Linked DNA regions of Homo sapiens: region 2 is linked to region 1. Evidence: read pairs that join two places in POLR2A ChIA-PET (ENCODE). Cell type or tissue: Panc1. All regions are shown on one strand. Links, peaks and the distances in the headings refer to the core of each region. The heading gives the core; the rest is flanking DNA.

What was found. ChIA-PET counts read pairs that join two places held together with the same protein. Peaks named below come from ENCODE experiments on the same cell type or tissue, not always from the same donor. Only the 100,000 strongest peaks of a DNase experiment are listed, where the experiment ranks them.
Region 2: POLR2A ChIA-PET joins it to region 1 with 15 read pairs; 2 of 35 experiments call an interaction of 5 or more read pairs at or near these places.

Annotation. Positions count from the first base shown.
Region 1 is chr1:200,176,978-200,181,373 of GRCh38, reverse strand. It overlaps NR5A2 (nuclear receptor subfamily 5 group A member 2), which reads right to left. Exons shown (of 8, transcript NM_205860.3): 8 at 3,959-4,396. Among named protein-coding and RNA genes, the nearest start is that of NR5A2, 150 kb to the right of the region's middle. In Panc1, for the core only: no CTCF peak of the experiment used is centred there; a DNase peak (open chromatin) is centred at 323; H3K27ac peaks cover 322 bases.
Region 2 is chr1:200,362,554-200,366,949 of GRCh38, reverse strand. All of the region lies in intron 4 of LINC00862 (long intergenic non-protein coding RNA 862), which reads left to right. Among named protein-coding and RNA genes, the nearest start is that of LINC00862, 9.0 kb to the left of the region's middle. RefSeq lists enhancers at 2,475-2,769, 2,495-2,789. In Panc1, for the core only: a CTCF peak has its summit at 588 (motif pointing left); no DNase peak of the experiment used is centred there; H3K27ac peaks cover 2,468 bases.

The DNA of each region.
Region 1 (4,396 bases), core at 241-4,240:
GTTTCTACTCTCTGAGCCACAAAGCACAGTTCTAATCCCCTTCGCAGCTCTTTCTTCTGATGTTGTGTAATGACGCTAAACATTTCATATGAATGGCGTGATGCCACTTTCACTGTCTAGTTTTTGGATGAACAACATACTTAGAGTGGGAGCTGACATGCAGTCACACATGTGAATCACCCCTGAAGCAAACATAAAATATGTTTGTGATACAGGGTGAGATAGAAGAGCATATTGGATGGACACTGGATTATCCCAGTCTGGGCCCCATGAAGATGTACATGGTCAAGTCAAGGAGACCACTGGGGAGCAGTATGGTCCACAACTCGGGAAACTTCGATTCTTTTGTGGAAATCATGTGCCGTGCCTGCTCTATGCCAGGCACTGGGCCAGTGGTTTATAAATGACTGAGTCACTGCTCTTGACCTTTCGCTCACAGTTTAGAAGGGCCACCCTGGGAAACAAACACAATGAGACCAGAGCATAATGAACATCAGACATCTGGGGGCCCCAGAGATGGGGGTGTACTGGATGGGGAGGGGCAGCCTCCTTGCCTTGGCTTCTCTAAGCCTGGTTTTTTTTGGCTAGACCATTGGAGAACAGTGAACAGGAAGGAGCAGGCTGTGCTCATGGTGTGGTTGATACACCAGTGGGCCTGGAAAGGAGGCTGGAAGGGGAGGCTGGGAGGCAGGCAGAGGCTGGGAAGGTAGGCAGAGGCTGTGCCAGGAAAGACCTGGATGCCATAGTAGGAGTTGACTTTTTCCTGAAAATACCAGGCATTGGAGGACTGTAAGTGAGCGAATGACATTATCAGCTTTGAATTAGGGAGATGGCTCTGGGTGCTCTATGGAGTGAGGTTTGGGGTATGTTCAGATTGATAGCAGATCAGCCCAGAGGCTAGTGCATAATTCAAGGCAAGAAATGCCAAAGGCCTGCTCCAAATCTGCAAGGAAGGAAGGGGGAGACTGACTGGGGAGAAAAATAGGAAAAGTAACTGGTAGGGCTTGGATACTGAGGCCATGTGGGAAGAAGGAGAGGTGAGGAAGAACAGCCTGTGACGGCTTCCGTGCGGGAGATGTCCATGGTGGCAGGGGAGCGGGAGGGACTTCAATTCCTGTTACTAAAGTACTGAGAGGCCCCAGCCCACGCATAGCTCCCTGGGCTGGGCTTCACACTCTGAGGGGTAGGGTGCCCAAGCCCACCGAGGACAGGGGGCTGCTGCTGGGTCAGGTGAGACGAGAGAGTGGGCGTGCTCTGCAAAGTAAAAGTTAGACACGAATCAGGCATCCACACCTTGTCTCCTTGGAAGGACAACTCCTGTCTCTCCTTGGCTGTGACTAACATGATCCTAAGAACAGTCTGGGATCTGATCTGGTGTCTATGGAGCTTGGACCAGGATCCCCAGTGCCTTCTGGGGCCGACTCAGGTCTGATCTGTGCTCCCATCAACTCAGGAAGGGCATGGAGACTCCAGTGCTTTCAAGCCTCCTCCCTTCTTGATAGTTTAGTTTCAAACTCACTCAAGGGAATACTCAGCAATTAGTCTAATTTCATCCCCCTTTGCCCCTTTCTCTCTTTTCCAGCAACAAACATACAATGTTTCTTAGATTGGTTCTTAGCTTTTCTACAAACAAAACCACAATCACAGTCTGTTAGTCACTGAATTATTAATTCCTAACTTAACATAAAACAAATGCCTACATGAAACAGCAATAAAGCATTGCAAGAATATTTATTTTGAGTGACTAAACTATACACTTCCTGTTCAGTGTTAAGGAAAATTGGTCTTTATTATTCCAGGGAAATGTCAAAATCACTAAGTATTGTAGCATTTTGACCTGCGTTATGTTGAACAAACTTTCCACATGTTTCTCATAAAAATATACATCAGAGATGGCTTCAAACTGAACGTCAAACTTAGTTAAAAGTACGAACCTCTTCAAAGTTATTTTGAATATCAGATATAACAATCAAATGCATATCAGCATGGGCCGGTTTTTCTTAGAGGCTGCCTCATGCTGATGGATTTAGCATCTCCGTGCGTGGAAGGGAGGCCTCTGTACTCATCAGAATGAGCCCTGCCAATTGCCAGGTTGGGCTTTGGAGAAACGCTCTCTCCACCAATTTTTTTTTTTTAAAGTATATAACCGCTTATAAAAACATTTTTTAAAATCCATGTGCTTTATCTTGCTTGACCTGTGTGATGATTACCTGGATGTATACATATGTAAATATTTATCAAATTCTACACTGTTCTGTATGATAATTATAGTTCATTTAAATATGAATATGTATTTTCATATTTCATGGAATGTCAGCAAGAATAATTTAAAAAGTTCTTTCTAGTTACAGGTTGAAAAGGGGGATGCGTTTTGTAGCCCGCTATTTAGTTGCTTAAAAATCTTAGTTTTGGCCAGGGACAGTGGCTCATGCCTGTCATCCCAGCACTTTGGGAGGCCAAGGCAGAAGGATCACTTGAGCCCAGGAGTTCGAGACCAACCTGGGCAATATAAGAAGACCTCATCTCTACAAAAAATAAAAAATTAGCTGAGTGTGGTGGTGCATGCCTGTGGTTCCAGCTACTCGGGAGGTGGAGGTGGGAGAATTGCTTGAGCTTTGGAGGCAGAGGTTGATGAACTGAGATCGTGCCACTGCACTCCAGCCTGGGCAAAAATAAAAATAAAAATAAAATAAGTTTAAGTTTCATACTCACTGGACTCTAAGTGCAGTATTTTGGGTTGGACTCCATGGTATCTTTTTGTAGGATCCTAAGAAAAATTGGCATCTGCTTGGGAAAGAATGAGCACTTCCTGCTTATCTTGGCCCAGAGTAGGGATGGGAAGGGTGGAGTGTAAAGTGGGAGGCTGGACCGTAATGTTTCCTAAACATTGTTAAGTGTTTTGTGGCTGTTACACTATTTTGTAATAGAGGTTTTATTAATTTTGAAAATGGATTTCATAGTTATTTTATTGCCTTAAACATCTGCAAAGCCACAATGGTACTGAAGGAGGCTAATTTCTAGAACATGGGCATCTTACTTTTTAGGCTTAACATCCATAAAGTATAAAGGCTTTATGTTTGGGTTATTGATAAATATCTATATACTTTGAGGTGACCTGATGTCTGATTTTCTCCAATATCTTTGCCTTTTTTTTTTTTTTGACTGAGTTTTGCTCTTGTTGCCCAGGCTGGAGTGCAATGGCGCGATCTCAGCTCACCGCAACCTCTGCCTCCCGAGTTCAAGGGATTCTCCTGCCTCAGCCTCCCAAATAGCTGAAACTACAGGCATGTGCCACCATGCCCGGTTAATTTTGTATTTTTAGTAGAGACGAGGTTTCTCCATGTTGGTCAGGCTGGTCTTGAACTCCCAACCTCAGGTGATCTGCCCGCCTCGGCCTCCCAAAGTGCTGGGATTACAGGCGTGAGCCACCGCGCCCGGCCTATCTTTGCCTTTTGAAGCAAATCTGAAGTGTCCTCCTGGTCTAGAGACAGAATGGTGTAGTGTTTAAGAGTGTTGATTCTGGAGTCAAACTGCCTAGGTTCAAATTCCCGCTACTCCTCTGACTAGTGTATCAAATCCTTTTGTGCAAGGGGCTTTAATATGAGAATAATAATACCTCCTGGATCTGTTCTGAGGACCAAGTGAATTAAGAAAGCACTTGGGAAAGTTATCAGGACAACATAAGCTCTACAAAAAAGTGAGATGCTATTAAGATTTTTCTGCTTATTGATTATAACAGTAAATGATATAAAATACTTTGTTTCACATGTAGAGATGATGCTCAGATTGAATTTAATGCTTCAGGTATCCATGGAAGGACAGCCAACCACTCTAGAAGTTATCTAAAGGGAAAAGTATCTATTCCTGTGGGATTCTTTTGATTTCACTCCTAGTCAAGTCTCTTATTTAGAAGCTTTAGTATCCGATAGAATGAGGACAACATAAAAACTTTTAAAAATTATCAGGCTGGGCATATCAATATTTATTGAAATACTGAAAAAAAAAATTCCATTTTGTTGAGAAGTTCCTGGCAAGAACTGACATGACAATATGTATTTCATTGATACAGTAAGAAAACATCAACAAGTAACTGACTTCACACTCTAAACATTGCATGGATTCAAGTCCAAGGCAGCTGCAGATCTGTGATACAAATAATCAGACATTAGAGATTGTCTGTTTACAAACATAGAGCAACTATAATAAACCAAGTTAAGCCAAAAACCTTTATATTTGAGTCTGCTTTTACCGGCAAATCCTGTAATTGATAAGGCAGTTGCTAAGTAAATGCCAGGTTACAAATCGGCTAACAATCAACATTAGAGAAACTTCACTTGTCAACCTTGGGTGAACAGACGCTGGCTGTGACGCTTTCTTGCTTATCAGCTCCTGTCGT
Region 2 (4,396 bases), core at 201-4,200, 190 kb before region 1:
ACGTTACAGACATGGCTAAGAAGAGGTTGAGAACCAGCATTCAGCCCACCTGACTCCAAAGCTCATGCCCCGAACCTCAGAAACTTCTCCAGTGAGTTCCTTTTTTTTAATGGCAGGATCACACCATTAGTTTGGACTGGATCCAACCTGGATTGTTGCAACAGCCTTTGATCTGATCTGTCAAGCCCTGTGCCTTCTGTGCAACCCATTCTCTACCCTGGCACGAGCATTACTAAAATACCAATCTGGTCCTATGACTCCTCTGCATAAAAACCACGGCTGGGGCTGGTCAAGTGCAACAGTGTTTACAACTAATTGATCACAACCAGTTACAGATATCTTTGTTCCTTCTTTAGCCAAAAACAAACAGAAAAACAAACAAAACCCAAATAACAAAAACAAACACAAAAAACCCCCCATTGTTTGTTCCCTTTTGCATCTTTTGAATTCTAAACTCCTCACATAGCATAAAATCCCCTTCTGGGTCTTTTCCCAGCCTACAACCCACTTCCCCACCTGCCCCATTCCCCCTGTTGCTCCTACCTCTGGCCTTACTTCAGCCCCAGGGTCCCCTGCTGGACATGGCAGGCCCAGCACATGCTGCCCTGGGCCCTTTCACTTTGCTTTGTGACATATTTTTCATCCTTCAACCTTCAGCTCATAAGCCATATTCTCTGTGAAGGCATCCAGAGGGCCCGAGACAGCCCCTCCCACCTGTGTTCCTCAGAGCATTCTGTGCCCATAATTAGGGTGAACACATTTCTGAATCAGCAGTGGAAATGTTTCAGTTCAGACAGTTACGCATGTGCCCCTGAAGGCAATGGGACAGTTAATAGAGCAAAGTCCAGAAGAAACTCTTGGAGATGATTCCTCTTTATCTGTCTGCTACCCTGTAGAGGGGTGGGGAAGGTACTTCCAGGGTAGAGAGCTGTGGGTGGCCCTTGTATCTCTTGGAGATGATTCCTCTTTGTCTGTCTGCTACCCTGTAGAGGGGTGGGGAAGGTACTTCCAGGGTAGAGAGCTGTGGGTGGTCCTTGTATTTGCCCACACCTGACACGATGCCTAACTGTTGTTTGCTGAATGTATGAAGACTATGCCAGGCCTGAGATTCTTTTGAACATAACCAAATGTCATGTGTAAATTTCTCCAAATAACCAACCAACAAACCCAGCTCTTTATAACAATGGACAATCCAGCATGAGTATTAGGACTCTGTTTAAGTCTCAGGTTTATCACTAGAACAATTCTCATAGACACACTTCTTCATCTGTAAAATGGGGATAATAGTAGCTACTTACGGGAGTTGCAGTGAAGACTCTGTGAATGAATTGAAGGAAATTAGCAGGCACAGAGTCTGGCAAAGAAGTCTTTGTTTCAGGCACAAAGATATGTGTAGCTCATCACTATAAACAGGAACTAGAAGGCAAGGTCATGTTCTAGAATAACTTTTAAAAGTTAGGATATTGTTGGGAATTTTAAAAGGTAAGACAATTAAAAATATGACTAATATTTGTCAGCTTTTTTTTTTTTTTTTTTTGATACAGAGTCTTGCTCTTTTACCCAGGCTGGAGTGAAGTGGCGCCATCTCAGCTCATTACAGCCTCTGCCTCCCGGGTTTAAGCGATTCTCCCTCCTCAGCCTTCTTGAGTAGCTGGGATTACAGGCACCCGCCATCATGCCCGGCTAATTTTTGTATTTTTAGTAGAGACTGGGGTTCACCGTGTTGTTCAGGCTGGTCTTGAACTCCTGACCTCAAGTGATCCACCCACCTCGACCTCCCAAAGTGCTGGGATTACAGGCTTGAGCCACTGCGCCTGGCCTCATTTGTTAGCTTTAACATATGAAGAGACATCCTCCTAAATGTTAAAGTACTCTTTGACATTTTACCTATGCATTTTACAGTTGGGCTGGGAGAGATGTGACTCCCGGTTTGTTTTGCCTCACCTTTGCATTTCATCAGCTGTGTCTGATCCCAGCCTAGCCTGTGTGTCGGAATCACTTGGATGAGTGTTTTACAGACTCCTGGGCTCTACCCCAAACCCACTGAATCAGAATGGGGACAGGAAGGGAACTGTAAATCTACATTTATGAAAACCTCCCCTTGTGGTTTTGATAGTCTGCAAGGTTTGGGAATCACTAGTTCCCAAACACACCAGTAGAAAAGCATATAGTAATTAACATTCTCAATTTCTCAGCTTTACAGTGTTTGTAATTAAAAATTTTTATTTGCTTTTTTGTAAGCAATATTAGCTTTCTCAATGTCTGTTTCACCTTCACTGCAGTCTGTTTATCCAGCCTGGGAAAAAAACTGGCTCCACTTAAACAATGAGACAAAAAAGGTGCAAACCTGACAGCTTCCCTACCTTTTTTGCATTAGCGTGTAGGTATTTCCTCCATGTCCTACCAGGGCCATTTAAATGCTAATATAGTTAAGTACAACAATCTTTTTAGCAATCAGATGGAATTGTTTTTTACCACAATCTTATTTCTCATTTCTCCAGTCCGTACTTTTCCTTTTTTGGGGCAGGGTGGGGGTAGGGCTAGAGGGGCATACATTTAAATTCTTTGACCTTTCAAACCTTAACAAAAATTCTCTCCTAATATCTTCTCAGCAGTTCTTGCAATGTGTGTATCCTCTAAACCTGAGCTCTGTAATTTGAATGTGCTGAGTCACCTTGTCTTTGCAGGGTCAAACATTTTGCATCCAGGAAAAGTACTGCAGAAAATCACACCATTAGCAGCTAGCTGGTATGTTATTTGAATATTTGAATACAAATAGGAAGACTGGAAAGGAGAAAGTTACTGTGTACATAGATACATAGTAACTTACATATACTTAAAACAACCTTTTTTTTTTTTCTAATAGTCTGCTAAGTCCTCTTTCTGATTGATGACTTTTTTGTGTGTGAAATTCTCTAAATATTTATTTGTGTTCCTAGAAAGTGAAAATGAATATAAATGGTAAAGCAGTTGCCTTGCAATGTTTAATAAAAGGAGAAAATAGTCTTTGCTATTATACTGAAGCTTTGCATAATTAAGATTCTTGAATTAATTTTAAAGAATTAATAACAAAAAAATACAATCATGAACCAGATATTGAGAGTTAATGTCTAATTTAAGTTCAACTTTTAGGGAGTCCGTTTTCCTATTTTGATCATGTAGTTGAATAGACAGTGAGGAGATGTTACTACAACTGTATTAATAGAGGAAGTGGCAGGAAGCTACAGTTTCCTTAGAATCAGAAAGAAAGTTTATAGAACTCACTGGAAATGAGGGTTATAGATAAAGATTGAAGTAGGAATAACTTCTATTTAGAATTGCTATTGTATTTTTGTAACATAAGAGTGGTTTTCTTTAAAGTAAGTATTTGGGGCTAAAGAGAATGCCAACACTCCACTCACAGGGAAGTCGGAAAGCTTACCAGTATTAACAAACATCCGAAGTCATTTCACAAGGTGGAAGTTTACTATAGAACCAGTAAACATAATCTTCCTCCAGGGTGTTTTGAGTCATGAATGGGGAGCAACTTGCTCCCTTCGTGGATGGAGCACTGGGGACAAGCTTCTCTGCATCAGAGCCTGTGAAATATCAATAGCAACAGCTACTGTACTCTGAGTGCTCACTTCCTCTATGCCAGAGGCTGGCTCTGGTCTTTAATTGAATTCGCTCACTATACAGCCCCCTATACAGAAGGAACGCTAATTTTCAATACCTTAAAGAGGCCAAATCATTCCCACAGCATTAGTGGCAGAGGGGGTATTTGAACCCAGGCAGAATGACTCGAACTCCCTGGTAATTAGCCATGGTGGAGAATGTCTCCCAGCTCACAAAAATGACTACTCACTGGCAAGTAACACTAAGTACAGAAAGAATGTCATCAGTTGGTTGGTGTTCTTGCTTTCTCTCCGTGAACAATTAAGAGGGCGCAGAGGTGAGATGGGGTGGGGTGGGATAAAGGGAAGGCCTGGAAGAAGGGACAGAAGGGCTGCAAATAATCACCCGGGAGCCCAGTGAGACTCAGAGAAAGATTCTAACCTAAAATACTCTTCTGCTGTCAGCTATTCTGTAATTAACATCCACAGATGAAAACATGAAGTGTATTAAAAATCCTTTGTGTTTTTTTTCAATTTTGACTGATGGACATAATATAATGACTTGATAATTAAAAAAAAAGAAAGAAAGAAAACCCACAAAACCCAACAACCCAAAATTCTAAACTAACTGCTTTTCATCATTCTACTCCCTGATTAGACATGGAATTGGGCTCGTTACTACGGGTAGAACAATGGCCTGTGTTGGGCAGGACAAGGGCATGGAAGCTCTCCAGCAAGCAGCACAGTGGGACAGCACAGGCTTCTAGCAGGCATGGTTTCAGTCTCAATTGTTTACAAGCCTT